Regions from separate parts of the Homo sapiens genome. Here region 2 is linked to region 1. Evidence: chromatin loops called from intact Hi-C (ENCODE). Cell type or tissue: mammary epithelial cell. All regions are shown on one strand. Each heading gives the region's core, and the rest is flanking DNA. Links, peaks and the distances in the headings are about the cores only. Region 1 overlaps MACROD2 (mono-ADP ribosylhydrolase 2). Region 2 overlaps MACROD2 (mono-ADP ribosylhydrolase 2).

Region 1 (5,389 bases), core at 283-5,282:
AATGCAGTACTAAGTAACCTCTAAGACATGCTATATGATAAAAAGGATGGAACAAACAAGACTGTCATTTCAAAATGGAAAAGAATGGTAAGAACAGGTCAGAAGCATGAATCATGTCACCTCTAGAGTGACAGCAATGTTATCCTCAAATTATCCTCCCATTGGTGATACTCATTATAGTCTCATTTGGCCTTACATCTTCTCTGACAGAAATGGAGGTAAACCCCCCTGCTGTTCACCAATGAACTGATGAGATACCGGCCAGGCCCACTTGCCCCTGTCTTTCTGATAGAGCAAGTGTGTGTAGTGGGCCCCAGGCACTCACCATCTGCCATGCTCCCTTGTTCAAACCTCAACTATGGTCCTCATAACCACATCACCATTGAGAGGGTAGAGATGGTAAAGAGAGCATTCAAACACAGCATAACCAGAAAATGAGGTTCTTCCACACATTTGTCACCTAGTCTAAGTGTGTTAACCTATTTCTTTCTTTCTCCTGGCTTCTTTCTCCTTGAGTCAATGTGAGTCATGCCTCTTAATTTGGTCTATAAGCTTTTCTGTTGTGCATCCTCCGGGATAGCTTACCTGCTAGTATACTGGGAGCAGGGAAATTTTCAGAACATGGGCTCAGAAGAGATGGAGAGACTGCACTAAAGTTACTCGTATGGGCTGAAATCTAGGTGTTTAATATACTGCTGAACTTAATTCATAATTATAAATTCAAACTATACCACTTTGATAAGACATCCAGGAAAGCAAATATTTCACTTTGCACAGTTTTGAAGGGTATGTGTTTGTGTGTGTATAAAATAAACAAACAAAAATAGCTAAAGTGCAGCTTGAACCCAATCTGTGACATGTTTTCCATTAAAAAAAATCCTCTTTGCAACTCCATTGAATTGTACATAAACAAGTCAAGAAAGCTTTCTTTCCACTGACAGATTTGTTTTTATTTTAAATTTTTTATTGTTTTTACTTGTTCTTTCTCCTTTGGTTTCTGAGTTCAACACCTTAAGAATAGCTTAGATTCCATACATTGCAATTGCTCTCCAAAAAAAAAAAAAAAAATCTGAACATTTGCAAGAAAAAATGTTTGGTTTAAAGCCATTGCCTTTGCTCTATACTATTAACCCTCTAGATATATGCCAAAATTGCCCAATTGTTCAAACCTAATGTCAGGCTTGGGACTCTGTGGTCCGTGTCTTCAATTGACTATTTCCTCATGATACAGTGATCTAATAACTGCCGCTCAGGTCAGGGAAAAATAAAGCACTCAAGATGAAAGCTTGCATTGCAAATCTCTTTACTGTTTCTATACAAATTTCACTGTAATATACTCTCTTTGACAGTGTGCTAGGCCAGTATTTCCTCTGGAAGACACTGTTGTAGAAACCAATAATGATTTTCCTGAGAATGTTCCCTAGCCTGATAAAAGAACAGAAAATAATTATGTTGACAAATCCAGCCAAATTGAGATGTTTTATACTTTCATTTTAAACATAGTTTTCTTGGTCTTGCTAGTAGACTTACATCTGCAGAATATACAAGTGACTAAAAATAATTCTTTCAAATTGTAGATGAAATAAAGCAAAAAGTTTCAGACACTCTTACAAAAAGAATTGATCACGGTCCTAAAGTAAGATTTTTGAAGGAAATATATGACAATATATTTCCCAAATCATTGAAAGAACACATAATTTGAAAGAAACTTTATATTAGAATAAAATCAAAGGTAGACTCCTGCTTAAATTGCTCACCTCTAATATGTGTCTTCTGATTGATGGACAACTTTACATGCATTCAACCTTGGGTGGCCAACTCTTCCGTAATTTGCATGATGAATCAAAGGTTAGGATTATGAGATCTTGAAAAAACTTTAACTAAGGTGACACAACACGTGATATTGTTTTTCTATTAGCTAAGCATTACATTCACTTTCATAAGACCATGTATTCTATAGGATATAAGGCCAGTCACATCAATTACCATTTTTATGACATCTATATCACACTATGCTTAAAGAAGCAGATAATTTGGATGCCTAACTTTAAGAATAAAAATCTTTGAGCAACCTGTGTTTAGCATATTCAATGTAGCTTTGCTCTATTAGAAACTCTGTTTAACTTAAACCAATGCTCTCAATTCTATCAGGCTCAGCAAACCCTTTTATAACAAATATTTTGTAAAGTCCCCTTGCTATGCAGAAATGACATTTATCAATATTAACACTCATCTGCACACATGAAACAGGCATCAGTGCCCCACCCATATCTGCCCAGTTCTCATCATTCTAGCACATGCCCATCCACAGCATCTTCTAGCAAATACCCTTGCTGTCACTCTCTGCCTGAGCTTTTTCCTTCTGCCTGCCCAAGCGGGCAGATAAGAAATGCTGGGAAGTTAATGACCCAGGAGCAGTCCTCAGCCAGCTGATGAAGGGGGAAAGATAAAAAAAAAAAATAGTCCAGCTTTTCTCCTCCCTCAGATGGGACCACTTCTAGGCATGTTCTACATGGTTGCTGAGAGCTCCCCAGCAAGACAGAGCCCCACTTGTCCACACTGCCAACTTATAACACTCCCACTCCTCCTGGCTGCTTTTTCTTCCCTTCCTCACATCCCCACTCCTCTGCGCTGTTCCCTGTCATCACCTCCTATAGAAAGCACGTGCACACAACACCTTGGCTCAGGGTCTGTTCCCAAGGGAAGCCAAATGAAAACAACACATCAATTTAAAAAAAATCAATAGAGTGCCATAAGTGTGATATGAAAATGATTTAAAATGAAAGTATTTATAGTAAAATTCTATTTTCAACATGTAAAGACAAGGGCATGAATACACTAGAACACGCAATGAAGAAGGAAGATGTTTGCTTCACTACGTAGAATCACTACAAAAAAAATTCTCTAAATGTGGACTCAACCAGGTGTGAAAAACTCTCCTGCTGCTTGGGCATGGCCATCTGTAGCATAATTTTCTCAGGCACTCTTGGTAAAGTTCTAAGCAAACTAAGTACAAGCTTCCTTTAATTTTCATGATAGTCCAGGATACAGTGAAAAAGAGAGAGAGGCTTTGTTTTGATGTATCTTGGTGTTTATAAACAGGTTTTCACTTATATGACTGTCTGGCAAAACGTTAAAACATTGTGTGGGAGGAGGGACAGTTTTCCCATGTGGGCTTGGCCAGACCACATGTCACAACATCCCTGTCCCTGCCCACAAAATGCTTGTGGCACTCCCTAGTTGTTGTCACTGCCCAAAACCACCCTCACAAAATGGTCCCTAGAGGGCAGTGCTACACCCACTGAGAACCACTGGTTTAGACAAAAAAAGGCACATAATAATGGAGGAAAGAAAAAGGAACTTCACAGTGGCTTAGGCCACTAGATTTAGACTACCTCAGTTTAAATCCCACCTCAACTTTTTGTTCAAGGTAAGACCTTAATTCACTTGAGCTAAGACCAGTAGTGTTACAGGTCCAACCTACAGATGGCAGGTTAGTGTAATAGCCCACAGAATGCATGGAGTTACGGTCGTCAACATAATGCTTAGCTAGTGGAGAAACAGAATCACGATATGCATCACCTTGGTTTTGGCTCATATCCTTGGATGAGGAATTGAGCCACAGGGAAGGCAGTTTCCTTCTGGTGCATATTCCTCATCTCTAAGATGGAAGAAATCACATTTTCTAACTCAGGATTGTTTTGAGAATTAATGACTAAAACACAGTGCCTGGCACCAAGTGGGAGTTCAGAAACATTTGCTATTCTTATTACTATATTTCATGGCTCAATGATTGATCTCATTCACCCCTCTAACTCAAATCATCTCTCTGGTGTGGCCACCAGAAGACACAAATTGTGCAGGATCTGTCAATGTGGGTTTGGTTGTATAACTATCTGTTTCCAAGGCACAGCCTGTGAATTTACTATCATTCCATGCCCGCCCTCCTCCTCGACTCTGCTGCCTGTCCTGTCACTTGTCACTCCCAGTAACAATAACCTGTGTACCTCTGTGCCCTCTGAGGAGATCTTACGAAACGTGAATGTAGGGGAAAAGAAGAAAGGAAAAGTCTTGAGTTAGCTTTTTCCCACACTGGCTAAATCAAAGTAACAGTGGCAGCAAGTTAGAGAATTTGAAAAATAAATGAGATGATGTATAGGAATACACTGCTGTAAACTGTAGAGTGATGCACAAATGCAAAAGTGCCTTTGTTCTTGTTACTTATTAATAGTATTGTTAGTCACACAGCTGTTAGAAACCCAACCAGGGAAGACATAGAGACTTGGTATTACCCTTTATAAATGAGAAAATGAGACAGGTGAGAACCAAGACTAGATATTGCCTAAAAGGAAACTGGAAAAGATCAAATTGACAGCCCTGTAGAAGAGGGTTCTTGGAGATGAAGAGTTGTCTGGGAAATGGTGACATCAAGTTAGGCAGAGGAGCAGAGGTACCAAATGAAAGGGTCAGCTTTTTAAGGCTGCAGACGTGTTCTTGAATAGAGAACTGCATTGATTGATGTGGCCTGTAATGGAAACTCAGATAATGAAATAAAACCAACATTTAAGAATTTCAGGCTGAGAACTCATTGCCATGGCAACCCTCTCAGAAGGGAACTTGTATAAGAAAATAAGATTCACTTGACTACGCCTTAAAATGAAAACCTACACTACAGTGGAACAACTAAATGCAGAATTCCAAAATTGCTTGATTGCCACAATGCCTAGAGGTAGTACTGAATTTGCAGGCCCATCATCTTTCCCATTGGAAGCTCTTGCTTCTCAAGATCTATGACTCAAGGAAGGAACATCAGTTAGCTCTGAGGGATCCCTATTGAAGTTGGGTGGTTCCTACTAACAAAAATTTACAATGTTTTTTCATTCAAAAAAATCATCTAGCATGATGCTTGTGGAAATCACAGGTAGCATACACCACTTAAACAAACATACAAGTTTTAGTCTGCCCATAATCACATAAAATCACTAAATTCCTATGTCAATTAGTATTTATTTTCATGGGAAAATAATTTTTAACCTAAGTAAAATCTGGCTTATATGCAGATTATGTTTTTTTCAAAATAAAACATCTACTCTATTACACGTTGTCATTCAAAGAATGTCAGACAGGGTGCATTGTATTTCATCAGTGAAAATAGTTTTCTCAAATACCTAATATGATTGACAAATATAAATCTATGCCTTTTAACTGGTGCTAGAAGAAGAAATTGCTGTGATACTTTTTGTATGACATGGATTAGTTTTTTAAAAATGAACATGATGTTAAAAGAAGGGAAACAGAAGTCAGGATAAACACATAAAAATCATTACAAAATATTTCTGTGCTCACAAACAAAAAGAATAAAGACAGCATGATATATAAGAAAATATCT
Region 2 (5,389 bases), core at 334-5,333, 390 kb after region 1:
GGCTTAGAGTCAAATGAATGTGGATTCAAATTCCGGCCCTGCTTTTTACTTGTCATGCACTTGCTCTAAATCTGTTTCATTATGTTAAAAATTACTATCTCCAGATATTGTGAGAATTAAATAAAAACAGCATACTCAAAGAAAAAAAAAGAGCAAGGGCCAACTTTCTCACCCATATTACTCTCTGTTTTATAAACTCAGAGGATGCCTTGAGAAGATCTAAAAGGAGAGAAAACACTAGCTATTCCTACAGGATAACTAGGGAGACAGATACAGTTTTATAAATAGGCTATGATATCCAAGAGTATATGTATGCAGAAGTATATTTGACAGTGGATGTGTACAAGTTCTTTAAGTAAGCCCTAGGAAGTCCAGTAAGTGAATGAGTACAGTGTTGTAGAACAAGCTATAGGGAAGCATTGTTTCACCTACATTAGTAATCTTATCAAAATATCCATCAATTTTAATTTCACTCCAGTTAGAGAAACTAAAAGCTCTGGTCTTAGCTGCATCTCTTGTATTTCATCTGTAGTGAGAAGAAAGAACACTCTTCATTGGCAATTATCAAATTATTTGTTTGAATAGCATTTTTCCACATTCAGCTCCCCATCTTCTTGCATAAGGATGATATTCCCTAAGAATAGAATTTAGTGATAAATGCTTCTAAGGAAGCCACAGAGCCCCTGGAGCTCATTAATCCTGCAACCTTCTGTGAGCTGCTGGCCTGAAATGGTTGGAGTTCACTTTAAACTGGACTGAATTTCAAAGCAAAGGGCTCTGAGGTGGCAAACAGCTCATTAATTCAGAGTATAATACAGTGACAGAAGAATTGTTTTAAATGCACAATCTAAAACTATTTAAATTCACATTATAATTATAAGCAAAAAGTATGCACTCAAAATTGAAATCTGGATATGTAATCTATTGATAAAACTAATGAACAATTTTTTTTTAAAAGGGGGGACTGTCATCTTACCAAGAAATGCTAATCATTCTACTTTTTGAAGTGTGCCTCATTTGCATCACAAACATTATTATGAAAATTCAACATTATGCTTCTGTGTGTTGCATTGTACTGCTCTGCTGAACATCAAAAAAAAAAAAAAAAAAAACAGGCAACACTTCCTCAAAGTGAATAAAAATGGAATCAAAAATCATGATCAAAGATAACTTCAATTCCTTGTTAATTTTACCTTAATTCCACACCTGGGACAAGAAGACTTCTTCATACACTTTCTTTCCTGTAACAAATTCTCCAGCAAACTTAAGGTCGAAAACTAGATTCCCAAATGAAATAAATGCATAAATAAACATCAGTCCAATTTGCATAGTCTCTACCATAAATATGGCAGCACGTTCCTAAACTCATTAGAGTTCACTGTGAGAAAAACTCATTACACTCCCATTAGAATATGAGAATTAACTTTTAAAAATTAATGTTACAGAAGTAGTTTTACTCTTTTTTTAAAGTAACCAATAATAAAAGATACACTAGTACTTTTTTTTCTTTTGTCTAAAGATGAAAAGATACTTGTTTCTTTCAGTGATATTCATGGTGAAAAATAGATATTGTCTAAAGCATCGATGTGTACATAAGTTTCTTTATTTTCTATAAACTGAAGGCATAACTTTTATAAAAATTGAAATAAGAAAATCAAGCATGGGTAATTTTAATTATTGTTAATTATTTTAGCTGAGGAATATGCCAAATGGTAATGAACATTTTTATAACTGAAATAAAATTTAATTAAAACCTAAAGTGCTTAAAAATTACATATTAAGGCCGGATGCGGTGGCTCACGCCTGTAATCCCAGCACTTTGGGAGGCCGAGACAGGCGGATCACAAGGTCAGGAGATCAAGACCATCCTGGCTAACACGGCAAAACCCTGTCTCTACTAAAAATATAAAAAATTAGCCAGGCGTGGTGGCGGGCGCCTGTGGTCCCAGCTACTCAGGAGGCTGAGGCAGGAGAGTGGCGTGAACCCGGGAGGCAGAGCTTGCATTGAGCTGAGATCGTGCCACTGTACTCCAGCCTGGGTGAGAGAGGGAGACTCCGTCTCAAAAAAAAAATTAAAAGGTGATGTGCATTTTCCTCCCAAAAAGTGTAAAGTCTACCTTATATAATGAAATATATATTTAGTTTTCGAAAAAACTTCCAGCCTGACCAACATGGTGAAACCCCATCTTTACTAAAAATACAAAAAATTAGCCAGGCATGGTGGCGTGCGCCTGTAACTCCAGCTACTCAGGAGGCTGAGGCATGAGAATCACTTGAATGCAGGAGGTGGAGGTTGCAGTGAGCCGAGATCGTCACTGCACTCCAGCCCAGGTGACAGTGTGCAGTGCGAGACTCCGTCTCAAAAAAAGAAAAAAGTTGACATTTTAATGCAATTTTTTCTTAAACTGATAGTCTCTACCAAATATTTGTAATTAGGAGTCTAATAATATCATGTTATATTCTTGACTACACCAAAAATACTTTTTTAAACTACATCAGAAATACTTTTTTTGACTACATCAAAAATACTTTGTGGCACTTGCTAGATGAAATAAATATTAGCCATAGAACACCTGGATAAATTAAAAAAATACTCAAGTGTGGATTTGGCTTAGACTCAAAAAAACAAAAACTGTTTCAGTGATAAGTACTGCTGTGAAATTCTCAGGTTCTTGGTCAATTACATGGTGCCAACTGTTTCTGTTATTATTATTCCTAAAAAATGCCGTTTGGGGGAAGGAACATTTTTAATGGCCCACAAGTCAGCCAAATCTGACTGGTCGTGACTCATTTCTATAGCCAACCTCTGTACCTCCTCTGACAGATCAAATTATTAAATTCTGCTTGGGGAAGGTATGGGGCACTCCTCTTGGTTGAAGCAATGCTGTACTTTTTATTCCTGCTGAGTAAATAGCCTCAAGTCAAACTACTTGCCCTAACTAATGATCAAACATATCCAGGAATTCTGTACAAGAAATGCATTCTGCTCTCCTTTGAAGTGCATTGCTGGGAGAGTAATTGGGTTTGCTGGAGATTTTCCTTAGAACTGCAAAAGAATTTCTTGGCTAAGCATATAATCAAGCTGCAGATTTTCTTTTTTTAATTATTAAATATCTGCTTGTGAGAGGGTGGACATTGAATAAACATGTGCCTCAAAAGAGTGTCAGAATGATATACTCCTGTCTTTTTGCTGACCAAGAAATTCTCAGTAATCTTAGGTTAAAAAATTCCATCAGAAGAACATATCATTGTGAAACATTTTGTTCAGCCATATAATCCTCTCTAGAAATACAACTGTGACTCCAATATATTAATATCATTGTAACTAGGCTGTCAGGAATATACAAAGATGAATTTGACATAGAACCTGTCCTCAAAGAACTTACAAACTAGCAGGTTAGATATTATGTAATTTTTTAAATTACATACGAGAAATCATAAAGTGAGGATGTGACAAGATTATGAAATAAATGTCATAAGGCATCACATGAGAGAGAAAGAGGTTGCTTTTGCTGGGGGTGGTTAGTAGAAGCTGTTCTATGGCCATTACCATTACATGAGCTAGATATTCAAGGATGGATGAGATTTCAACAGCTAGATTGTGGCTGGGAAGGCATTTAAGGCCATGGACAAAGGCAGAGAGGTAGACTGTGTCTAAGAAATAGAGAATAGCTCAATGTGACAGGAATATTAGAAAAAGAAGAAGGGAGATACGTTTAAGAAGGCAGACAGGGCCAGAATGTAAAGAGCTTGAATCCATATATCACTCAGAAAATCCACAGGGAAGGCTCTTCTTCTTCTGTTAAAATTCCAGAAAGAATATTCTACTGTTCCTTTTGATAGTTAGTTGTCTTGGATTGATTTATAGTAAGCATAAGGACCAGTTTGCCTAGGACACTATGTTTATGCCTTTCTTTTTGAGAGAAAGAAGTACCCCTTTTGTCTTAAAGTATCTGAGTTTATACTAAAGTAGGAAAAAGAAAACAAGAAGGAGTATTTAGGTTGAGGTAGTCAGGGGACAGTTAGTGTTATGAAGAGATGCCCTTCTATCAGCGTTTTTATTTTTATTTTTTATTTTTTTGAGATGGAGTCTTGCTCTGTCACCAAGGCTGGAGTGCAGTGGCGCCATCTTGGCTCACCGCAACATCCATCTCCTGGGTTCAAGCGATTCTCCCGTCTCAGCCTCCCGAGTAGCTGGGATTATAGGCATCTGCCACCAAGCCTGGCTAATTTTTTTTGTACTTTTAGTAGAGATGAGGTTTCATCATGTTAGCCAGGCTGGTCTCGAACTCCTAACCTCAAGTGATCCACCCTCCTCAGCCTCCCAAAGTGCTGGGACTATCAACTTTTTTGAACCAGTACTTTGCCACCCAGACTACTGGGATTTTGGGGGAAAAAAAATTATCTTACTATGAAGAGAATATGGAATGTTGAGACCCTCAGGCCATGGCAGGAGAGATATTTTTAGCTCCTAGAACAAGAAAAACTCATAATCAGTGTGAGTGAACCATGAGGTGGAAGGCCAGGATAGTCTCAGATATGCACTGAGATATCTATGTGAGAGAAGAAGCATAAGAGGCAAAGTGAACTAATGGAGGCAGGACAGCTTGGTGATGGTGGAAGTGGTGCTAATGGCAGTACCAATTGTACCAGATGACCACAGGGGTGTAGGGCTTGGAAAGTACTTGGCAGGTTGCAAGCATCAGAACATAGGGCCATAAGTTAAGGCTGAAAGAGAAACAACTACTGAAAAGAAAAGAACTTGTACAAACAAAGAGTATACATTAAAAGTACAGTCTCATGGCAAAGGAGTTAACAAGAGTGGGCAAATAGAAGCCAGTTTGGGCCAAATGTAAGAAATAAAGTTAGTAGCTCTTTGAAATATGCCCAAGAAAACAAAAGTTCTCAGAAAGAAAAGTCAAAAAGAAAGGAGGTAAACAAAAGCGAGGCAGTGTTTACCAGTTGCCTTTGTAGGAAAATAAAAATAAATTCATGAACAAATCAAAACTCCTGTAGCATATTTGAGAGAATGTATTGAGGTTAGTTTTCAGTCCATCAACAGGACAGATTTAATTTACCTGCCTTGCTCACCTAGTGGAAAAGTAAGAAGAGAAAAATAAAGTGACATTAATAATCTATAACTGCCACATGTATGCATTCTCTTAGTAAAATGTATTTTGAGCATATCCCAAGATATGTATTTTTATTCATCAATTATATGCATATACTACTGTATGGGTAAAGTATATATATATAATAAAATATATACAAACATGCAGATTTAGAAGGATGAGAAAAATAAATTTATAGAAAAGCTCTAATATTTCCTTCAGAGGCCATTCAGTTAGATAATGGCTTTCTTTCCTAGCCCCAGTCATAACACAAAGAG

What was found. A loop is a pair of places that touch in the nucleus more often than their neighbours do. Peaks named below come from ENCODE experiments on the same cell type or tissue, not always from the same donor. Only the 100,000 strongest peaks of a DNase experiment are listed, where the experiment ranks them.
Region 2: a loop joins it to region 1, with 4 times the contacts of the local background. A loop is called at or near these places in 3 of 110 quality-filtered maps.

Annotation. Positions count from the first base shown.
Region 1 is chr20:15,234,864-15,240,252 of GRCh38, reverse strand. The region is part of intron 6 of MACROD2 (mono-ADP ribosylhydrolase 2); the gene reads right to left. Among named protein-coding and RNA genes, the nearest start is that of MACROD2-AS1, 310 kb to the right of the region's middle. In mammary epithelial cell, for the core only: CTCF peaks have their summits at 3,280 (motif pointing right) and 5,080; a DNase peak (open chromatin) is centred at 3,262.
Region 2 is chr20:14,843,209-14,848,597 of GRCh38, reverse strand. The region is part of intron 5 of MACROD2 (mono-ADP ribosylhydrolase 2); the gene reads right to left. Among named protein-coding and RNA genes, the nearest start is that of MACROD2-AS1, 84 kb to the left of the region's middle. In mammary epithelial cell, for the core only: no CTCF peak of the experiment used is centred there; a DNase peak (open chromatin) is centred at 2,847; H3K27ac peaks cover 1,706 bases.